3 separate regions of the Homo sapiens genome follow, and all the other regions are linked to region 1. Evidence: chromatin loops called from intact Hi-C (ENCODE). Cell type or tissue: dorsolateral prefrontal cortex. All regions are shown on one strand. Each heading gives the region's core, and the rest is flanking DNA. Links, peaks and the distances in the headings are about the cores only.

Region 1 (7,418 bases), core at 760-5,759:
CATTCCTTCTCAAACCAGTCCAATCAATAGAAAAACAGGGAATCCTCCCTAACTCATTTTATGAGGCCAGCATCATCCTGATTCCAAAGCCTGGCAGAGACACAATAAAAAAAAGAGAATTTTAGACCAATATCCCCGATGAACACTGATGCGAAAATCCTCAATAAAATACTGGCAAACCAAATCCAGCAGCACATCAATAGCTAATCCACCACTATCAAGTTGGCTTCATCCCTGAGATGCAAGTCTGGTTCATCATATGCAAATCAATAAACGTAATCCATCACATAAACAGTACCAACAACAAAAACCACATGATTATATCAACAGATGCAGAAAAGGCCTTCAATAAAATTCAGTAGCCCTTTATGCTAAAAACTCTCAATACTAGGTATTGATGAAACATAACTCAAAATAGTAAGAACTATATGACAAATGCACAGCCAATATCATAGTGAATGGGCAAAAACTGGAAGCATCCCCTTTGAAAACCTGCACAAGACAAGGATGCCCTCTCTCACCACTCCTATTCAACACAGCGTTGGAAGTTCTGGCCAGGGCAATTAGGCAGGAGAAAGAAATAAAGGGTATTCAACTAGGAAAAGAGGAAGTCAAATTGCCCCTGTCTGCAGATGACATGATTGTGTATTTAGAAAACCCCACTGTCTCAGCCCAAAATCTCCTTAAGCTGATAAGCAACTTCAGCAAAGTCTCAGGATACAAAATCAATGTGCAAAACCACAAGCCCTTCTATACACCAATAACAGACACAGAGCCAAATCGTGAGTGAACTCCCATTCACAATTGCTTCAGAGAATAAAATACCTAGGAATCCAACTTACAACGGATGTGAAGGACCTCTTCAAGGAGAACTACCAACCACTGCTCAATGAAATAAAAGAGGACACAAACAAATGGAAGAATATTCCATGCTCATGGATAGGAAGAATCAATATTGTGAAAATGGCCATACTGCCCAAGGTTAATTTATAGATTCAATGCCATCCCCATCAAGCTACCAATGACTTTCTTCACAGAATTGGAAAAAACTACTTTAAAGTTCATATGCAACCAAAAAAGGAGTCCACATTGCCAAGACAATCCTACGCAAAAAGAACAAGGCTGTAGGCATCATGTTACCAGACTTCAAACTATACTACAAGTCTACAGTAACCAAAACAGCATGGTACTGGTACCAAAACAGACATACAGACCAGTGGAACAGAACAGAGGCCTCAGAAATAACACCACACATCTACAACCATCTGATCTTTGACAAACCTGACAAAAACAAGAAATGGGGAAAGGATTCCCTATTTAATAAATGGTGCTGGGAAAACTGACTAGCCATATGTTGAAAGCTGAAACTGGATCCCTTCCTTAAACCTTATATAAAAATTAATTCAAGATGGATTAAAGACTTAAATGTTAGATCTAAAACCATAAAAACCCTAGAAGAAAACCTAGGCAATACCATTCAGGACATAGGCATGGGCAAGGACTTCATGACTAAAACACCAAAAGCAATGGCAACAAAAGCCAAAATTGACAAATGGGATCTAATTAAACTAAAGAGCTTCTGCATGGCAAAAGAAACTACCATCAGAGTGAACAGGCAAACTACAGAATGGGAGAAAATTTCTGCAATCTACCCATCTGACAAAGGGCTAATATCCAGAATCTACAAAGAACTTAAACAAATTTACAAGAAAAAAACAACCCCATCAAAAAGTGGGCAAAGGATATAAATAGACACTTCTCAAAAGAAGACATTTATGCAGCCAACAGACACCTGAAAATATGCTCATCATCACTGGCCATCAGAGAAATGCAAATCAAAACCACAGTGAGATACCATCTCACGCCAGTTAGAATGGCGATTATTAAAAATCAGGAAAAAACATGCTGGAGAGGATGTGGAGAAATAAAAACTGTTTTACACTGTTGGTGGGAGTGTAAATTAGTTTAACTATTGTGGAAGACAGTGTGGTGATTCCTCAAGGATCTAGAACTAGAAATACCATCTGACCCGTGATCCTATTATATCCTGGTTATATACCCAAAGGATTATAAATCATGGTACTATAAAGACACATGCACACGTATGTTTACTGCGGCACTATTCACAATAGCAAAGACTTGGAACCAACCCAAATGTCCATCAATGATAGACTGGATTAAGAAAATGTGGCACATATACACCATGGAATACTATGCAGCCATAAAAAAGGATGAGTTCATGTCCTTTGCAGAAACATGGATGAAGCTGGAAACCATCATTCTCAGCAAACTACCACAAGGACAGAAAACCAAACACCACATGTTCTCACTCATAGGTGGAAACTGAACAACGAGAACACTTGGACACAGGGCGGGGAACGTCACACACTGGGGCCTGTTGGGGGTTGCGGGGCTGGGGGAGGGATGGCATTAGGAGAAATACCTAATGTAAATGACGAGTTGATGGGTGCAGCAAACCAATATGGCACATGTATACCTATGTAACAAACCTGCACGTTGTGCACATGTACCCTAGAACTTAAAGTATAATTTAAAAATAAATTTAAAAAATAACATAAACATACTAGTCCACATTCTTCTACAATGGGATATCTGACCTAAATACATCTGAGTGGATTATACTCTCAAACAAGGAATGAAGCCAATAACAGACATTCACCTAATATGAAATAATAAAGAGTAGAAAGAAAAATACCTTAAAAAAAAAACTTGTCTTGTAAAGCAGGCTAAGAAATGAAAGAATTAAGGAATTCACAACATTCGTAACAAAAAAAATACACAGCACTTCACTTATCCTATTTATATGGTCATTTAAAGCAGCACCTATTTTAAGTCATAGTTCATTAAATAGAAAAGAGGCGGAAAGCCACACTTCATGACAAATTAAATGCCTTAGAGACTGGTAAATATAAAGGAAAATGCAACCATGATTTTGTGTTACCTTCAACCAAAAGCAAGAAGCACCAAAAAAAACTAATATCATTTCTAGGTGCAAAATAAGTACTTCTTAGAACAAAGCCCTTCTACAGTTAGGGACAATGAATTCTGAGAACTAGAAATACAGGGAGACTAGGTTTCCATGGATATTTGTATCCATTTCCTAGTTTAACTATCTTTCCCAGTATTGTGGAGATTTAAAGAGGAAAATAAAGGCAACCAAGGTGTATTTAAGTTTGTATTTTGTCTCCCCAAGGGCAGAGACCACGTCATTTATTTTTGTATTTATTTGCTCACTCAACAAATCTATACTTAGAACCTAACAGATTGACAGAAGTCCAGGCAGTGGACATTTCTGGCATTCCCAAACATCTGATGAATTAATGGATAAATGAACAATAAAATGAACAAATGGTAAAGCAAAACACTTACTCTAAGAATCCTAACATTGTCACAACTACCTGAATGCCAACACCTTGACGGGAAATCACAGGATTCACATGTGCATGCTTTTCCTTCCAGCTGTCTATCTACTGGGAGAGCCACCCAAGATCCCGCAGCTACATAAGTTGCTGGATGCCAAGAACAGCAAGTTCTTGGTGGTTAAGATGGACATCAGTGGGTGCCATCAATGAGCTGCCATTAGAGGGCAGCAGAGGATGTATTCAGCAGCAGAAAACAGAATTGCAGGCCTTTTAATCAAGACTGGGAAAACTGCACTTTATGAGAGACTGTAATTGATGATGTGAGTGGGTACACTAGAACTCCCCTCTCAATAAATATAAATCAACCAGTTTATTTGGAAAATTTAGTTAAATTCTTCAAGGAGCATTTCTTAACAACCAGTGAAAACCCATTAGGGTAGCGTAGGGGTAACTAAATCATCTCTAGTAAGTCTACATCACGTAGACACAAAATGGCAATGAACAAAATTAGAATGCAGGCCCTTTGGCCTTGCATTTCCAGAAGAAATACTATAGTTATAACTATCCTTAAGTTGAGATTAGAAATATTTTCAACTGTTGTTACAAAGTAAGAGCAATTTTAGAAATTAACAAATACAAGTACTCAGTGCTCTATCACTCCACATATTCATATATAAAATTATACAGAAATAAACATTATTCAACTTTAGGATAATAAATTGGTGAAGCAAGTCAACAATGGAAATTTTATGTAATTTGTGTGTTATTGCAGGTGCCAGTGCATGATTACTAATCTGGTTTTGCAACAATATTGACAGTTGTAGAGGAAACAACAACAATCCTTTGAGTAGACCTAAAATGAAAGTTATTTTTTAAAAGGGCTTTCACCAAAATACAGATTTATCCAAATGTATAGCTCCTCTAAATTAATTTGAAAGTTAAAGTTTCACCGAATAATATCATTTTTACCATATGAATCAAGAACTAGTTTATTCAGTAAGAAATGGAGAAAAGGAAAAGAAAGCCTCTGAGATTTCAAGTTTTCTATAAAACTACTGCTAATCCACCTTAAGAGACAAAAAAATCTACATTAAGAAGTCTAGTGGAACATTAAAAGTCCTATACTATATTTAAAATTCAAAAGTCTACTGAAAATGGTAATGACAGCCCACCACTTAAAAACCCTTTTCAAAAACTACAATATAAGCCACTACCCCTAGACCATCCTCCTCACTCTGTCCCTTCTCCACCCCTCTAGGCATTCTACCAAACCCTTATCAACAGCAAACCTCCATTTTTGAAGGTCCAGATTTAAAGTTCCTTAACTTTCATATTAATATATGAAAAAATTTTAAAAATCTTTGGCTCTTCTTAATTTACAGATAAATCCTTAGTTTGACTGCTTCTTCACCAAAATAGGAGCAGCAAAAGGAAAAAGGAACATTGCACTAGAGGAGCAAATCACACTTGTGGAATTCCAGGAGGGTCAAGATATTCCTGGAACCCCCAGCTTTAGAGTATCCCCTATGGCTAGGACCTCATTATCTACTGCCACAGTTCCCTTAGATGAGCTCTCTACCTGTACATTTTCTGCATCTAAGCCTTGTGTTGAGCTCTAGAAACCTGAACCATTTCCTTTTCCTTTTCCAAGGCATGCATGTGTCCACTAAATTCACCTAGCTGGGTGAGGTCTCCTTCCATCACCAGAAGAGGAAATGGATACAGCCACAATAACTTCACAAATTCCAGCATCTAATTTCCAGATTCCAACCCCTCTTCACCTACTGTAGGTGTTTCCTCTCCTCTTCTTCAACTCAGAATTTCTCTGGGTCATTACAAAACCTCATTCTCTCCCAATCTTCCTCCTAGAAAGAAGTGTTCTTCCTCTCTCCTTGGTTAAAAACACACATGCCTTCCATTGAGTTAAGACTAAATGTAATATTCCAGATATATAAGATTTAAATGCATTCGGAACAGAGGTTCAGATGTATTTCAGGGCCCCTAATTCCACATAATTGGCATAACAAATTAATTTTTAGTGCCCAAATGTTTATATGTTCACTACCACAAATACATAAAATAATACTTTTGTTCAAATGAAATAATATACCTGTATCATGAATTGAGATTTTGGCACTAAATTTTTTTGTCTGTATAATGTAAATATTTGGTATGTACCAAACACTACATTGGGGAGGGGAGGAAATGTAAAAATAGTTTTTAAAAAAGGTTAAAAAAGTTTTAACTTAAAAAATGGAATATTGCTTTAAAATGGAAATTATAATAGTGTTACCAAGGCAGAAAAAAGCCAGTGAGATGTATGAGTTGCTTTCATCAGAGTGAAAGTCCCATTAAAAAAAAAAAAATGGGGCTGGGTGCAGTGGCTCACACCTGTAATCCTAGCACTTTGGGAGGCCGAGGCAGGTGGATCACCTGAGGTCAGGCGTTCAAGACCAGCCTGGCCAACATAGTGAAACCCCATCTCTACTAAAAATACAAAAATTAGCCAGGCGTGGAGGTGCATGCCTGTAACCCCAGCTACTCGGGAGGCTGAGGCAGGAGAATCGCTTGAAGCCAGGAGGCAAAGGCAGAGGTTGCAGTGAGCCAAGATGGCGCCACTGCACTCCAGCCTGGGTGACAGAGTGAGACTGTTAAGGAAAAAAAAAAAAAAATGCCCCAGGCATGGTGGCTCATGCCTGTAATCTCAGCACTTCGGAAGACCAAGGTGAGAGGACTGTATGAGCCTACGAGTTTGAGACCAGCCTGGGCAACACAGTGTGACCCCATCTCCACAAAAAATAAAAAAATTAGCCAGGCATGGTGGTATGCACCTGTGTGGTCCCAGCTACTCAGGAGTCTGAGGTGAGAGGATCCCTTGAGCCCAGGAGGTCAAGGCTGCAGTGAGCCATGATTGTGCTACTGTACTCCAGCCTGGGTGACGGAGTTAGACCCTGTCTCAAAAAAAAAAATTAAAAAACAAAAAACAACATATATTGTATTTTTTGTAGTAAAACTACTGAAACAATAGAACATTCTGCAAATTTTCAATCTGGTCAACTATTAAACTTGTTCAATTATTAAAATGTCATTTTGGAACAAACATAGGACACATGGAAAACCAAGTATTTATAGAGTGACCACCTCTTTTCTCTCTCATAAGGACTGTAAGCGATATTAGCTATCTATCCCAAAAAAAGACTTCCCCCACCAAAGATCTCTCTACTATGGGATTCTGTTCCAAAGAGTTGTTCTCCCTGAAATAAAGTTTAGTGCAGTGGCAAAAAACATGGCCTTGGAGCCAGGGTGTGACTCCCGGCCAGCCACTTACTAGCTATGTGGTTTTGGCAATTCCTTTAATTTCTTTTATGAGCAAATCACTGAACCTAACTCACAGGACTGGGACTTAAGTGAGCAAATTTGTATATATAGTTTAGTATACTCAGGATAAGCACCCAATAAATGGCATTTATTACTAGCAGCTAAATCTTCCTTCCTCCACTAATTACTGGTTTACCAGTTTACTACCAGTAACTCCACTGAGGCCACCGTGAAAGCATTCCCACTAAGGCATTCTTGATCCAGAAAAATAACAGTCCCAGCCTTATCCTGATACTTTTTTATATTCCAAGAATATTCTTTCATCCTCATATTAATACTTATATATGATTCTATTAATAACCCAATGTTCTCACATGAAAAAGCTGAGGCACAGAGAAGTAATCTGCTCAAAATAATATAGAAATTAACAGATTTATAAATCATAAGAGATCATTTAGTCTAACCTTTCCATGTTGTAGATAAGGAAACTAAAATCTGGAGACACAGATTTGCCATCCTAAGGCCACAAAACAAGAAAGTAGCCTGTGAAACCTAGGCTCCTGCAACTCTGTCCAGTGCTTCTCTCCACTATATTACATTGTCACATAATAAAATCAAAATTAAAAACACTTAAATAGCAGATAACTATTATTCTATTCATTAATTTTAAATAAACAAAAAATATATCCACCCAAAGACTTGTACACGAATGTTCAC
Region 2 (7,418 bases), core at 1,138-6,137, 220 kb after region 1:
CACTAAAGACTTAAAATTGGCTAATTTGACATAAAAAAGAATGAAATCATGTTCCTTGCAGCAACCTCGGTGCAGCTGGAGGGCATTATCCTAAGTGAAATAACGCAGAAACAGAAAATCAGATTCTGCATATTTTCACTTGGGAGCTAAACGATGAGTACACATGGACATAAAGATGGAAACACCAGGCACTGGGGACTCCATAAGTGGGGAAGAAGGGAGGGGGGGCAAGTTGAAAAACTGCCTATTGGGTCCTATGTTCATTAGAAGCCCAAACCCCCAGCATCATGCCATACATATATATATAAAATTATTATATATAATATATAAATATATATTTTATATATATATTTGTTCATTAGAAGCCCAAACCCCAGCATCATGCCATATATATATAAAATATTATATATATAATATATAAATATATATTATATTTGTTATATATATATAATATATATTATATTTGTTATATATATATAATAAATATAATATATATTTATTATATATATATAACAAATATATATATTTGTTATATATATAAAATATATATAACGTTATATATATAAAATATATATAATGTTATATATATAAAATGTTTTATATATATATAACAAACCTACACATGTATCCACTGAACCTATAATAAAATAAATAAATGCAAGGTAGCAAAAAGTTGGCTAATTTGAGAGAATCTTATAATTTACAAATTTAAAATGAAAAAAATTATTTGACTTATCCATTTACTATGCAAATTTATATAGCATGTAATAATGTACAAAAAACATTCTCACATGTTTAGTTATATGTGCTTCTTAGAATCACCCTGTGAGTTGAATACTATTATATCTATTTTATATATGTGAAAAACTGAGGCTTTGGGGAAACAACATACAATATTTTTCTGACATAAGATCACTGAACTAATGTGCGTATGACATGATCAGGATTTGAATTCAGGTCTTTGCAAATTATGTATTTTTCTTATTTACTTCTGCTATATCCTAATTTTACTTTTTCACTATAATAAAAATAAACAGCAGATGCTTAATGTCAAGCTTGTCGAATTATCTGTTAAGTGACTTCTTAAAATGAAAAATATGACATGAAGATATTTTCATTGCACCTACAGAAGGAATTCTGACGACTAGAGGTTTTATGCATTTTGAGCACTTAGCTAGGAATAGAAGAATACATCAGTCATTCTGGCTGTAGAAATGTTAGCCAAAGACATAAAGGCAATTACCAAGTCACACTCCATAGCTGCTGAGAACCTGCAATGACATGTCCTTGATGAATTCCCCTATGGAGCTAATTACATGGAGGAGGGAAGGAGGCAAACGTAGCATCCCCTGTGGAATTTGCTCTTGCACTGCACAGCTTCTCCTCAACCCACCACGGTACTAGAAACTAATATTTTCCCAAAGAGACATGACACCTCTGACATCGAGGGACATCATATTAACAAAACAAGGATCAGATGGAAGAAACACTGTTAAGAAAAGCCAGAATCCACACAGACCTGCAGAGATGGAGTGAAATCCTTCACCCTGTCACCTGAAGATGCCTGTGCTTATCTACGGTGTATATTCCTTGAGGCTAACTTAATCTTTATCCGTCAAACAGCTCCTGGACACTTCTTTCCTCCCCGCATGTTTCTTCTCCCTGATGGCACCCCAGGCAGTGGGTGCCCATTTTCCAAAAGATCCCCAAATTCAATCTCCTTGGTCAGTCTCTTTAGGCTCCCTTTGGGAGTCTGCACAACAGGATTTCCATCTGATGCTCTGCCAGGTCTTTCTCCTTCGTTTGTTCGTTTTTCCAGTGGGAATTTTCTTGGTTCTCTTTCCCAGTGACATTGAATGCAGTATAGTTTTTTTGCGTTTTGTTTTAAACACTATCTGAGAGAAAAATTCGACATAACCGTATCTATTTCTGCTCTGAAAAGCCAGAATTCATTTAGGGTAGAAAAGAAAATCAACGGTGCTGTGGATGGTGAATAAGACAAATTAAAATTGTTTTTTCCTTTTACAATAGTTTAATTTTGATAGACAGCTATCACTGTAGCTTTAAGTAAGAGGCATCTGCAGTTACATTTTCCCCCTTGCTGGTCCTATGCAAAGTCAATATATCATTGACTTTTACTTCACGCAGGTTCCTTCCTCTGCCTATTTGTGAGTATATATTACAATGTGCCTTTAAAAAACTCATTATTTTCTTTTTAATACTCAAGAGGTTGTTTCTCTCCTAAAGCATCATGGTTCTTGAGATGAGGAGAAATCCTCCTGAGAAAAAGGTTGCCACATTTAGCAAATAAAAATATAGGATGCCCACTTAAATTTGACTTTTAGATAAACAATAAATAATCTTCTAGTATAAGTAGGTCCCAAATATTGCATGTGTATTTATGAAACATACTTCTGCAATGTGCAATATTGTACTAAACATTATTTAAAATATTACACCAAACAATTATTCATTGTTTATTTGAAATTCAAATTTAACTGGGTAGTTTATGTTTTATCTGGCAACCCTACCTGAGACCGGTTTTCCGATTCTACAGAGACCAGAACTAGACTGTGTCAGAGGAAGCAGTATGTTTTTTAACTTTCACAATAAGTGAAGTAGAGTGGCACTCTTTTCTCATTAGAAATAGCATAGGAAGAGGTGTTAGTTCAAATACGTATATCCTTTCCAGGGTTGACCCACACTAGCACTTCAGAATCAGGGTGGACGATGAGATATATGTGTTTAATAGTGTTTTATAAATAATTGCTTGAAGCTACTCACGGCTTCTTTTGAAAGCATTCATTTTAATTAACTGGCATTCTTTTGTACTTCTTCCCTGAGGTAATTTTAACAAATCTTGACTCTATAGATCTAATCAGTAATTTCCTGAGTCTATTTAAATACTGCCATTTACAAATTTTTGAGGATTGCAGTAAGCTTTAATGAAATGTAGGATAATGAAAGGTAAACAAAATATCATGGCCACTGAAGTCCCTAAAAATAAAAATAAAAAGTACTCCAAAGTGTTAAATGGAAACACAATTCCTTCAGGGCATGCTGTCTATAAATCACAACTGAAGGTCCAACCAAGGTTAAGTGTAACTAGTATTGTTAGACTTCAAATGAGTCATATTTTTAAAAAACACCAAATTCTGAATATCAAACTGAAATCTTACTAGAGTCTGAAAGAAACCTGATTATAAGACTAAAATATTAAGGTCAACAATTTTCAGTTGGATAAACTCAAAGAGGAAGTCTATTGCCATGCATCACAGCTACACTGCCACCTACTGGCCTTAAATTTTTAGAAATGAGAATCTAAGTCCCACTAATTCTCATTTTTAAAAACTGACAGGGTTTGCATGCAGGGTAGGGAGAAACAGGATCTGTAATGGTTTTGTAGCCACTCCCCTCCAAATTCTATAACAGTGTGGTCGATTAAAGATGGTGGCAAACTCTTTTTCTTCTTCACATTGGGAAACGACGTCTAATTTTCTTCCCCTTGAATCTGAATTGGTCTTAGTGACTTGCATGATCAATGGAATGCAGCAGAAGACGTGCTGGGAGTTTCAACACTACTTCTTGATTTTTACCCAGGACTCTTAAAATGTTCTCTCTGCTACTATGTAACTAGCTGCTACAACAAGGAGGATGCTGCGGAGGCCACATGGAAGTCCTTTGGTAGATGGTTCCAGTAAGGCTCAACCTTGCAGTCATTTTTGACTGGGCAGACATATGAGTGAAGTCATCCTGGGCCCTCCAGCCCAGCCCGCCTGAGAGCCGAATACTAACAAAGGTACTCTATTGATGCCACCGGGAAGAGAAGAACAGCCCGGCCAAACCCTGCTGGAATTCTTGACCCATGAAATTCTGATATAACTAGTTATCAAATGGCTATTATTTTAAGCTACTAAGTTTTAGAGCAGTCTTGTAAGCAGCAATAATTTACCAGAACACACAGTGATATATTGATCTTTGTACTTAAAAGCAACAGAATGAGGTGGAAGAAAAGGAGGATGTGCTGATTGGAGAAGGCAAAGGAGGAGAAGTGGAAAAAATTCTCTGAAAAGAGATCATAAATGCCACGGACACCAATAAAAGATGAACTAGAGATTTAGAGGACCCACAGTAAGTTAAAAAAAATCCGAGTCCAAAGTTTTTTGCAGGCTGCTACTGTGATTTTGGGTGACTCAACAACTTTGGCCCAACTTCTTAGAGATTCAGAGAGAAAATGGCAGTAAAATTTCACCTCATGCAGATGCTGTGAACAGTAATGAATAAACATGACAAATAAATATGCTGCAAACAAGAGCTAAAAATGCTATGTAAGAAGCAATCTTTGCACCTACTAAAAATCTTTCATCAGATGATTTCAAATTGGAGGTGTCTCAGGAGAAAAAAAACACTGAAAATACAAACAGATTTTATTTTTTGTACTTTTATTGAAAAGGTACATTTAAAAAAATACACAGACATTTTACCATTTACAGGTTGCAGATATAGATGCTCTAAAAGAGTCCACTCTATTTTGTTGTTCTATGATAACTCTTGCCCCTGATATCACAAACATTCCAGTCTTGTTGATATCGGCTTAGAAAGGGGGGCATGGGAGCATGACCTGCAATATATTCAGCGAACAGAAAGACAAATTGTTCAATTATAAATTTTTTTATCTTCTGTACATTATTGCATTAGGGAGCCACAAAATTATGTAGCATCATTACAAATGAAAACAGGTTAAAAATGAAGAAGATACTTATATAGAAATACATGGATTCATTGTCTTCTTGCAGAATGCACAAGAGGTGCAAAAATGTGCAATTTAGGAAGCTCTTTTTCTGTTTGTATACGTTTGCTTAGCAACACAAACCAGTGAGGAAGCTACAAAATAAGTTAAACAAAAATAGCAAACAGGTAGTAATTATAGCTATGTTATATGGCTTTCTATTTCATTTAAATATCTCCAAATAAAATGTGAAATAAAGAAAATACATTATTTTATCTTTTATTCTCTTACAGAGAAAATTCAAAGCTACTTTGCTTCCTAACATTTACACAGCAACTAAAAATGTTTAATTCAGACAAGAGATACAGATCTAGTACTACACAGGATACAGCAGTACTTGGGTCGAAACAGTACACAATCCCTGTCAACAACAGTACACCAAAAAGAGAACTTTGTGATCCGTTGGTAAGATAGTATCCACAAGTAAGCACTTGTGTTCACTGTTTTTTGTTCCACACTAGAATACACCCAGTTGGATACCAGAGTTATTTACAGACATCTGAGGAAGATCCTAGTTTTCAAGTCTGTCAGGAAAATATTCCATATTGTTTTAAGCCAGATCATACCCATGGAAAAATAGAGAATGGTTTTCTTTCTTTTTCTTTCTGACCAATACATGCTCAAGAAATCAAATATCTGAGATACACAAATTGAACGCGGTAGGGTGGGGGAGGAAGTAGGGAGATAAAGCCTATGCTGCTGATTCCTCAATTATAGGAGCAGTCTCTAAAAGCCCTCGTCAATCTAGTGATGTGTTTCTCTCTGGAATTGGGGGACTGGGTGGTGGGCTGCATTTTGTGGGTGAATGGGGGGTACTGCAACACAAACTGCTTAAATTGCTGAATCCTTGTGGCTTTCTTTCTCAACTTCCTACTGGCCTCAAACGTCTTGGGGTTTGCAGACGTTAGTACGGAGCAAAGAGGATGGAGGCAGGAGTGGCGCGGATGGGCCCATGCCCAGGCCTCAGAAGAGCTGGAGGAATGGCTGGAGCCTGGAAGAGCGAGGCAGAGGGCCGGGGTGGGAGTGACAGCGCTGAGGACACGGCTGCCGCCGCTGCGAGAGGTGAGGACAGGAAGGCTGGGGCCAAAGGCTTCATCATATCTTTCTGGAATGCAAGTTTTGCCTAAGGGAGGGAGAAAACCAGGAATGGGGTGGAGATCCTGTTTTTGAATAACAGCACCACAGGCATCTTTTCATAAGTAAAACACCAACATTAAGAAGTCTTAAATTTTGAAAATCTTCACTCTCAGAAGTCAAGAAATCATTATTTTCACAATGCTGGTTTCAGTGGCTCATGGCATAGCTTTCTTTTATTTGGTGGTCTTTGCTCCTGTGTGCTAGGGCACAGGGAAAGGCCTCTGAATAAATTCTAAAGCTATTTTATGCTGCTGCTCACCAGGAAAAAAAACATGCCCAGAAGTTTCCTGCTTAGATGATGAAGTTCAATGCAAAATTCAGGCTTGTCTTAAACCATGACGAGACCTAGAGACTTTTGTTTTGTTTTTTGAGAATAAGTGTGATCCTTCCCTTCTCTTAGATAAGCTGCATTGAGGTTAGGTAATGAGTTCAGGACTTTAGGGACCCTGAAGAGTCAAGAAAACAGTCAGTTCACACCTCTCTCACTGGCTACTTAATGAGTAGTCCTTGAAAAATCACAGCTAAATCAAATTTCTGTTGTTGAGAATGATTGTAAGTGGGTAGAAACTCTCTATTTAACGGAATGCCAGGATGGAATCCTCCTGTGAAGAAATCAATCCTTAATTTCTCTCTCTTGCAATCAGGAGGAGCATTGCAAGCTGGATTTGCTTAATGCAGGTAACACCTGCTTGCAGCATCAGACAGAGGCTTTGGAGAAGCTGGAAGGTAATCTCAGAATTGCCTCCAGCTGGACAAGCTCAGCTTCATCCTCAGACTGAACACTGCACTGGGCCCAGTCCCAGGGAGATTGTGAAATCTATCCATCTTGGTATTTATATGACACTTATTGCTGGAGTCCCTAGGTGTTTTTGCAAAGACACTGAAAATAGCACATATTGAGAGCAGATAAAACAGGCTAATTACCAACATGCCTGCTAGAATGGAGAGAGCACACGATACAGACACCGCTTTACCTTCTCATGCCAAATAATAATAATAATAAAAAACAGAAAGCATGAGGATATTAAATTAAATGGATGGATTTTTGTTTTATGAAAGAAATCCCTCTTTCCAGGTTCAGCATTCCAGGATTCCTTAGGCATCACTTGTCCTTGTTCTTGAGCCTTTACTTTATATGCTAAAGAGGATAGTCTTTTGAAAACAACTTGGTAAAGAGTAAAATATTAGCTCTTAAAGAGGTTCAGTTTCTGTTTTCTAAGTAAGTTGCCCTATAGCAGGAACTAAGCAGTTCATTCTAAAACTTCTGTCTATGAGGGCTATTTAAATTTGAAACCTTTCATGACATTAGACTCTATGCCCTCCTTGCCCACAATGGCTGCCCAACCCAGCAAGGCTGCCCCACAAAACAGGTGAGCAGGTGAGGTAAACTTACTGCTAGAATACTCGGGCTCCGCTGGAGTTTGTTGTAAGGGCTGTATTTTGGCTTCAGTGGTTTCCCTGCAACTCGATCTTTATGCCTTCGGCTAGAAAT
Region 3 (7,418 bases), core at 1,631-6,630, 120 kb after region 1:
AGCTTTTAGAAGGAAAGCATTTGCCAGATCAATTTAGTGTGAGTCAAAAAGAGATAAAAAAGGAAATGACTCCCACCTCTTCAGAGTACTCCAGGATCTTTGAAAGTGCCATACAAATATTCAACGGTTGCATACTGGCAAAGTAGAAATAAGCAATGGACAAATCCTTCAGGAAGTGAGGGAGGTACTCTAAACTTTAGCCTGCAGCTGAGCCCCAGGGTCTCCTGATTCCTAGAACCATCACCTTCATTATTCTTTAGTTCTTTCTTCACTGTGGTAAAACAGATACAACTGAATTTTTTAATTCATGTCTAGAAGGGCACCAGCCACACACCCTCTTCAGTCAGCAGGCATAAACATCTAGCCTGTTTACCCCAAGCCGATCTCCCAGCACACTGAGTCTGTACATCTGGAAAATATTGTTTGCTGCTTAAAGGATCACTCCAACTGTGTGGCTGCTGGCAGGAATTCCTGCTACTCAGACTTTTGGTATTTATTGGGAGAGCCCCCGTATGCTGGTGCAAGGATGCCCAGAGGGAGTCCTAAAAATCCTTTTGAGTCTCACAGCTGGGCTCCTTTTTCAGGCTGCACAGCTGGCATTATATTTGGGCAGCATGCCTTGGCTTCTGACTGTGGGGTTGCAGAGGCCAATCCCCCTCTGCGGTCTCAAGAACTGCAAGTTCCTCCAGTATCCAGCTTCTGCCTTCATGAGAAGTCTTGAGTTGCTTGAGTCTTAAAAGTTTTCAAATTGCTATCAGTTTATTAAAATATTCAGTTCTCAGTACGGTAAGTTTCACTAAAAATACTATAGATTAAATGGGTTTTGGCTAACTCTGAAAAAATAGCATTGCTAAATTTAAGATAATTTTATTATGTAGCAGCTATGGAAAGAAAACTAAATTTGGAGTTTCTTGAGCAGTTAACTGAAATTTTAGTGGACCGTAAACTTCTTCCTAAGACTCTTCCCAATGTAAAAGTTCAGCAAGAGTCTCACTCTGTCGCCCAGGCTGGAGTGCAGTAGCACGATCTCGGCTCACTGCAACCTACGCCTCCCGGGTTCAGTTGATTCTCCTGCCTCACCCTCCTGAGTAGCTGGGATTACAGGCGCCCACCACTGCACCTGGCTAATTTTTTGTATGTTTAGTAAAGAGGGGGTTTCGCCATGTTGCCCAGGCTGGTCTCGAACTCCTGAGCTCAGGCAATCTGCCCGCCTCAGGCTCCCAAAGTGCTGGAATTACAGGCCTGAGCCACCGTGCCCAGACGATAGTAAGATTTTCATAAAGGACATCAAAGTTATCTTCCAAGCATTCTCCCTTCTTCCCTCATAATGCTTGACTCCATTTCCATGGCAGTCCTTAGCCCTGACATATCAAAACCAACCCGGGTAGCCCAGTCCCCTCGACATCTTTATTAGCTCAGGTAATGTAGGCCTAGTAATCGACACATGACATTTCCCTTGTTCATTGGTTGGAGGAATCCAGCCTCTTCTTTTGGATGTGACTGAGGTGCAGGTGGTCTCAGTTGATGCTGCAGTCACCTTACGAAGACAGCCTGAGGGCAAAGCTGATGTACGCCAGGAAGAAGATTCAAAGACCCATGTCTCAAAGAAGCTGTACCTGACCAAATCTCACCTTAACTCCCATAAAATGTTTGGACTTTTTAATCTATTGAACTAAAAATTCCCATTTATTGTTTAATCTAATCAGGATACTTTTTTGCTACTTGCATCCAAAAGAATTTCAACAGAATAAATTAAGGTGCAAACTGAATATCCATAAATTTCCCCAGCCTCCTGGGATGACTCTTTCTTTTAGTACTGTAATTCAAGGCCCTTATCCCAGGAGACTGCTGGAAGTACTGTGGTGCTTGTTCCAAGTCCTCCGAGGATCGCTAAGGAGGGATTTTTTATTTTCTCTTTTCACCTTTTCTCTTGTGGCTAGGGTCACTCTTGTACAGATCTAAGTCCTCATTCTCTTTTCCTCTTTAATTCCTGTATGACAACTCAGCTGTTTCTGGGGCAACTACAACCCCAACCAGAAAGTTCTAAACAAGTTATTGCAACATTCTCTACACTGAGGAAGACAGCCTTTTATGGAGAGTCGCTTAACTTTGGAGAGTTAAACCACTCTCCAAAAATCCATGATTTTTTGGCTGGACTTTGAGAACCTCTTTTTCCTCCATTGCCACCTTTTTGACTCAGTATTCACTGCCCACCACTCCACCATCCCCAAACACTGTTCCAGTGCCAAGTTTTGGGCCTTATCTTGCCTAACCAAAAATTTATTAGAATATTTTCCCAAAATAATGAGCAACTTTCCCCAAATAAATTACAGTCATCCTCAATAACGAAGAGGACACTTTGGTTTTCAATGTTATTATATATGTAGATACTAAACAAGAAAACTGTGATTGTGGCTAAACTTTTTCTAAGGCCTAAGATTTTATTGTGCATTTTAAATAGTAATAAATAAAATTTGGGAAAACTAGTAGAGGTTATGCGCTTGATTTTTTGGCTAATATTTATAACACACAGTGCACGAAACACTCAGAAGTTTAAAAAAATATTACTTAATGTTTAGATATAAAGTTGGTAAAATACATTTCTTATTTTATTGGGATCCTCTTTTGAATATGACTTAGCAGATACAATTCTTTCTATACTTTCTAGTACATTATTTTTTCATTAAGAAAGGCTTTGGTTAAATCTCTCTATTCATCAAAAATGCTTTCATCTGATTTATTTTTGTATTTCCTCAGCAAAGGTCTACATAAGTAAACATCATTGGGGAAGTATTTGAGTCGGAAGATAGTATTATGATTAATATTATGCTTTAATTAAGTTACATTGACATTCATAATAGATCTCTATCTGGCTAATAAGAACTAATATTTTCCTGGATAAAGAACAATGCAAATTATAGACAGACAGTGATCAACTACTAGTGCTTGGTTTTAGCACTTCAAATGAAATGGATCATATTCTATGGGAAATTATAGAACTAATTATGAAGAGTGATGATGCTTTGGAAAAAATAGATTCTCAACAGAAGGTTCTTATAAAAGTTACTGATAGGTCTAAATTTTTTAATATCCAGGACTTTTTCATGAGTGGGTTCGATTTCTGCCTCTCTTCCAGAGCCACCGTGATAAAGCACTCCAAAATAACTCAATGTGCAATATACAACATAAAGTGATGGGATCAGATACATTTCTGTCCATGACAAAAATCATTCAAATAGGTCCATTTCTGAGCATCAGCAGGAATCTCAAGTCAACCCAGCCCCAATATGCAAAGCATTTCTCTTCCCCTACAACCATTAATTAACTCCAGGCAGTACAAATATGTACAAATATCACAGCAGAGCTTGGAGCCTCTGGGCTCATCACATTGTGCTCTCACATCACCTTGACCTGCACCACACAGAAACACATTCATTCACCGAATCTTTGCCAACATAGTTTTATACATAGTAATCACTACCTTGATTAGTCTGATATAGGTGCACTGATTCTTTTTGTTCCTCAAGCATGCCAAACTTGATCTTGTTTTGGGGTCTTTTTGCTAGCTGTCCTCTAATTGGAAGTTTCTTCCTGCAAGGCCCTGAGCAAATGTCACATTCTCAGGTCTTGGAGCAAATGTCTCATTCTCAGAGAGCCTTTGCCTGATGACTTGCTCTAAGGTTGTTCACTTTCCACACTCACAATCATATTATTCTGTTTTGTCTTTTTGTTGTTGTTGTTTGTTTGTATATGTCTTCTCTCACATTCTAGAAGTCACTTCCCCCAGAGCAGAGACCTTGTTTGTCTTGTTCCTTCTATATCCCTAGCATTTAGACGGTGCTCAAAAATATTTGTTGAATGAAGCCAGGTGTGGTGGTGCATGCCCTTTAGTCCCAGCTACTCAGCAGGCTGAGGCACTAACTTTAGCTTTTCAAACTTTAATGTGCATGAGAATTGCTTAGGAAATCTTGCTGGAATGATACTTATGCTGCTGGTCTGTGGAACACATTTTGAGCAACAATGGTATTAAGTAAGAAGACCTGGTGCTGCCCAAATTGTCTTTACAGTTACTGATTCGCTGCCCTCATGTGGTTCCTGAAATAATTGCCCTATGCGTTAGCATTTCTTTATCCTTAAATATCAGAAAGCATTCTCTAATTATCCGAGTTAAATGCCTTTCAGACTGTAGTCTTCTCATAATACATTCTTTCATATTTTTGCCATATTCACGTATCAGTACATATTACCATCATAATTTTTAACATATCTCTGTACAATCTCTTCTCTAAATTAATTATTTTAATTGGCTTTCTTTTTCTTAAATCGATATATTTTCAAATGAAACTTCATATTAATATTTCAAATGGAAAGACCAATACTGCTTATCACAAATACAAGATAAGTGTAAAAATAATTGAAGGCAAGCAAAACAATGTTTGAAAGTCCAGATATATGCTCTTCAAAGCTCCAAAGGGAGATTAACAAGTGTGAGAGGGTAGTAAACACTCAGCAGTGAACTGGCTTTCATTTTCATAGTATCGTGAGGACTGAAAAGGGGCTGAATAGAGATTAACTCTTACATAATTTAATGTCATTTAAGGCAGTGAATATGCACCCTCTAAATTATCTCTTGAGGAACCTGCTGTAGATAATGTGTTAAGAGTCTTGTTTTCCTTCTGCACATTCATGTCATCTGTACTTGAGAATTGTATTTATAGATGTAAGTTAATTAGTGTCACAACAGGATTGGTCTAAGGTGAAAGTGTGTGTAAGCATGGGTTCCCTTACCACCCCTTTCTGCATAAACACTGGACATGAGGCATTGCGCACTTGGAAACTGGACAAACTGGGTTTATTTCTATGCCAATTTACTGTCAACTTTCTGGGTGTTGCAAGAGTTTCCATTTGTATTCTTAAATAAGCTTGTTCTAATCCATTCAGCCATTCATGGAGTAGGAATTGGACCCTAATATATAAAGCTTTGAGCAGGGTAGTGGACAAATTCTGCTTCTCTTCAGATGATTAATCAAATTAATCCTGAAAATCCATCTCCCTTTACCAGTGAGTGGTTCAGGATGCCCAAGCTAAAGTTAGTGCAGGCCAATGAGATGCAAGGGGAGACTGAATAGCTGTGTGGGAAATAAGCTTTCTTATCCTTAGAACCAGAGGGAGGTAGCCTTCCTCTCCTCTCAGACATGAAGGAAGTGTGATGGCTAATAGTTACTGTAGGCCACCATAGCCCTCCTTTACCTTGGAGGGTAACAAGCCTTAGGGTGAAGCAGAGCCTGTAGTTGGTGGATCAGACAGAAAGAATCTAGGTCCTTAATGGCATTGCTGATTGCTGAATCGACCACTTCTCAAGCCTGCTCTAGTCATCCTCCTATGTGAGGTGATTGATTTAATTCTGTTTAATCCAGCATAAGTCTGGTTTCCAGAACTTGTAATCAATAGCATTCTAACAGATACAAGGAGGATATAAAAGATTTTTAATCTAGTTGGGGGAACCATAACACACTTTAAAAAAGTGAAATATCAGTGCATTTCAGTGTAAGTTAAGAATGGTATGGTTTTGTTCTGATACTTATTAAGCACCTAATGTGAGCCAGGCACTGTACCCCATGTTTTACCTGCATTATCTCATGTATGTTCCAACACAGTTGGTGGACATTGTTATCCCAATTTTAGAGCTGAGGAAATTAAGGTTCAGACAGCTGTGTACCTGTCTAGTTTCATGGTGAGTGAGCAGAAGTGTGATTCTAAATTTTATGCTTTTTCCATAGAGTTGCTGGGAGCATGAAGCTCAATAGAAGTCAGTGTAGCAGAGTGATCAGCTGAAAAGTATGAGTAGAGTGGCTTTGTGTTCAGATAGACCAAGTATTTGCTTCTTACTATAATATAAGACAAATTACCTAATTTCTCTGAACCTCAGTTTTCTTATTTAAAATATGAGATAATTTTAAATAATTTCTTATTTAAAATATGAGGCCAGGTGTGGTGGCTCATGCCTGTAATTCCAACACTTTGGGAGGCCGAGGTGGGCAGATCACTTGAGGTTAGGAGTTTGAGACCAGGCTGGCCAACATGGTGAAACCCCGTCTCTACTAAAAATACAAAAATTAGCTGGGTGTGGTGGTGGGTGCCTATAATCTTAGCTACTTGAGAGGCTGAGGCAGGACAATCCTTTGAACCTGGGAGGTGGAATTTGCAGTGAGCCGAGATTGTGCCACTGCACTTCAGCCTGGGCGACAGAGCGAGACTCCGTCTCAAAAAAAAAAAAAAAAAAAAAAGAGAGAGACAATTATACTTACTTCACATGGTTCTTGCCAGGATGGGTAAGATTATATATTTATAATGAGACCATATTATTGGAATGATAGATGGTGTGATTATTGCAATACAAGGATTTGAGGAGGGTCTTGTCATGTATCACAGTCACACATTATTTTATGGGAAGGCTCCCTGTGTTTTAGTAGGACGAATACTCATTTTTAAACCTTTTTTATTTTGAAATATTGTTTATTCACAAGAAGTTTTCACCAATACCCGTTTTTAAAGGCTTATAGTATCAAACTTTTACTGTATATCCTGCCATACTTCTTCTTTTTTTTTTTCAAGAGACAGAGTCTTGCTCTGTTGCCCAGGCTGGAGTGCAGTGGTGTGATCATAGCTCAATACCTTGACCTCACATAGCCTCTACCGCCTGGGCTCAAGTGATCCTCCCACCTTATCCTCCCAAATAGCTAGGACTATAGATAGGCATGTGCTACCATGCCTGGCTAATTTTAAACTTTTTTTGTAGAGATAAAGTCTCACTGTTAACAGTGGAGGGTGTCCAGGTTCTTGGCGTCTTGAGCAAAGAATTGGACAAAACGCACAAAGCAAGGAAGGAATGAAGGGATTTATCGAAAATGAAAGTACACTCCATAGTGTGGGAGTAGGCCTGAGAATAGGGGCTCAAAGGCCCTGTTACAGAGTTTTTGTGAGTTTAAATACCCTCTACTTGGGGTACGCCCTATGTAAATGAAAAGGATGAAGTAAAGTTACAAAGTCATTTATGGCGTATGCCCTGTGGAGAGGATATTTCCTGTTATAGCTCAAGTGTGAATTGGCCTTCTGTTCCCTGCCTCCAGACCCCATTTTCTTGCCTCATCACTATGTTGCCCAGGCTGGTCTTGAACTCCTGGCAGGTGATTCTCCTGCCTTGGCCTCCCAAAGTTCTGGGATTACAGGCATGAACACCTGTGTCCAGCCTGCTTCATTCTTTTACTTAAAAAGTTTACTTTTAATTCATTGACCTTTGGGAAATTTAAAATGGAAAGTTTGAATCCCAGACTTTGGTTTTGAAGCAATAGCTGTTTGAAGATCAAGAGCTAAATCAAGGCATTCAGAGGCTCAGAACTTCACACATTCATCCTTTC

What was found. Hi-C counts contacts between places; a loop is a spot of excess contacts. Peaks named below come from ENCODE experiments on the same cell type or tissue, not always from the same donor. Only the 100,000 strongest peaks of a DNase experiment are listed, where the experiment ranks them.
Region 2: it touches region 1 in a loop (2.3-fold over the local background); 51 of 110 quality-filtered maps call a loop at or near these places.
Region 3: it touches region 1 in a loop (2.5-fold over the local background); 63 of 110 quality-filtered maps call a loop at or near these places.

Annotation. Positions count from the first base shown.
Region 1 is chr2:179,215,579-179,222,996 of GRCh38, forward strand. The region is part of intron 1 of SESTD1 (SEC14 and spectrin domain containing 1); the gene reads right to left. Among named protein-coding and RNA genes, the nearest start is that of SESTD1, 46 kb to the right of the region's middle. In dorsolateral prefrontal cortex, for the core only: CTCF peaks have their summits at 3,600 (motif pointing right) and 3,799; a DNase peak (open chromatin) is centred at 3,583; H3K27ac peaks cover 1,490 bases.
Region 2 is chr2:179,437,557-179,444,974 of GRCh38, forward strand. It overlaps ZNF385B (zinc finger protein 385B), which reads right to left. Exons shown (of 10, transcript NM_152520.6): 9 at 7,320-7,418; 10 at 4,426-5,912. The coding sequence ends at 5,694. Among named protein-coding and RNA genes, the nearest start is that of SESTD1, 180 kb to the left of the region's middle. RefSeq lists a silencer at 5,686-5,980. In dorsolateral prefrontal cortex, for the core only: a CTCF peak has its summit at 3,288 (motif pointing left); no DNase peak of the experiment used is centred there; H3K27ac peaks cover 403 bases.
Region 3 is chr2:179,336,838-179,344,255 of GRCh38, forward strand. No RefSeq gene overlaps it. Among named protein-coding and RNA genes, the nearest start is that of SESTD1, 76 kb to the left of the region's middle. RefSeq lists an enhancer at 7,114-7,418. In dorsolateral prefrontal cortex, for the core only: a CTCF peak has its summit at 4,088 (motif pointing left); no DNase peak of the experiment used is centred there.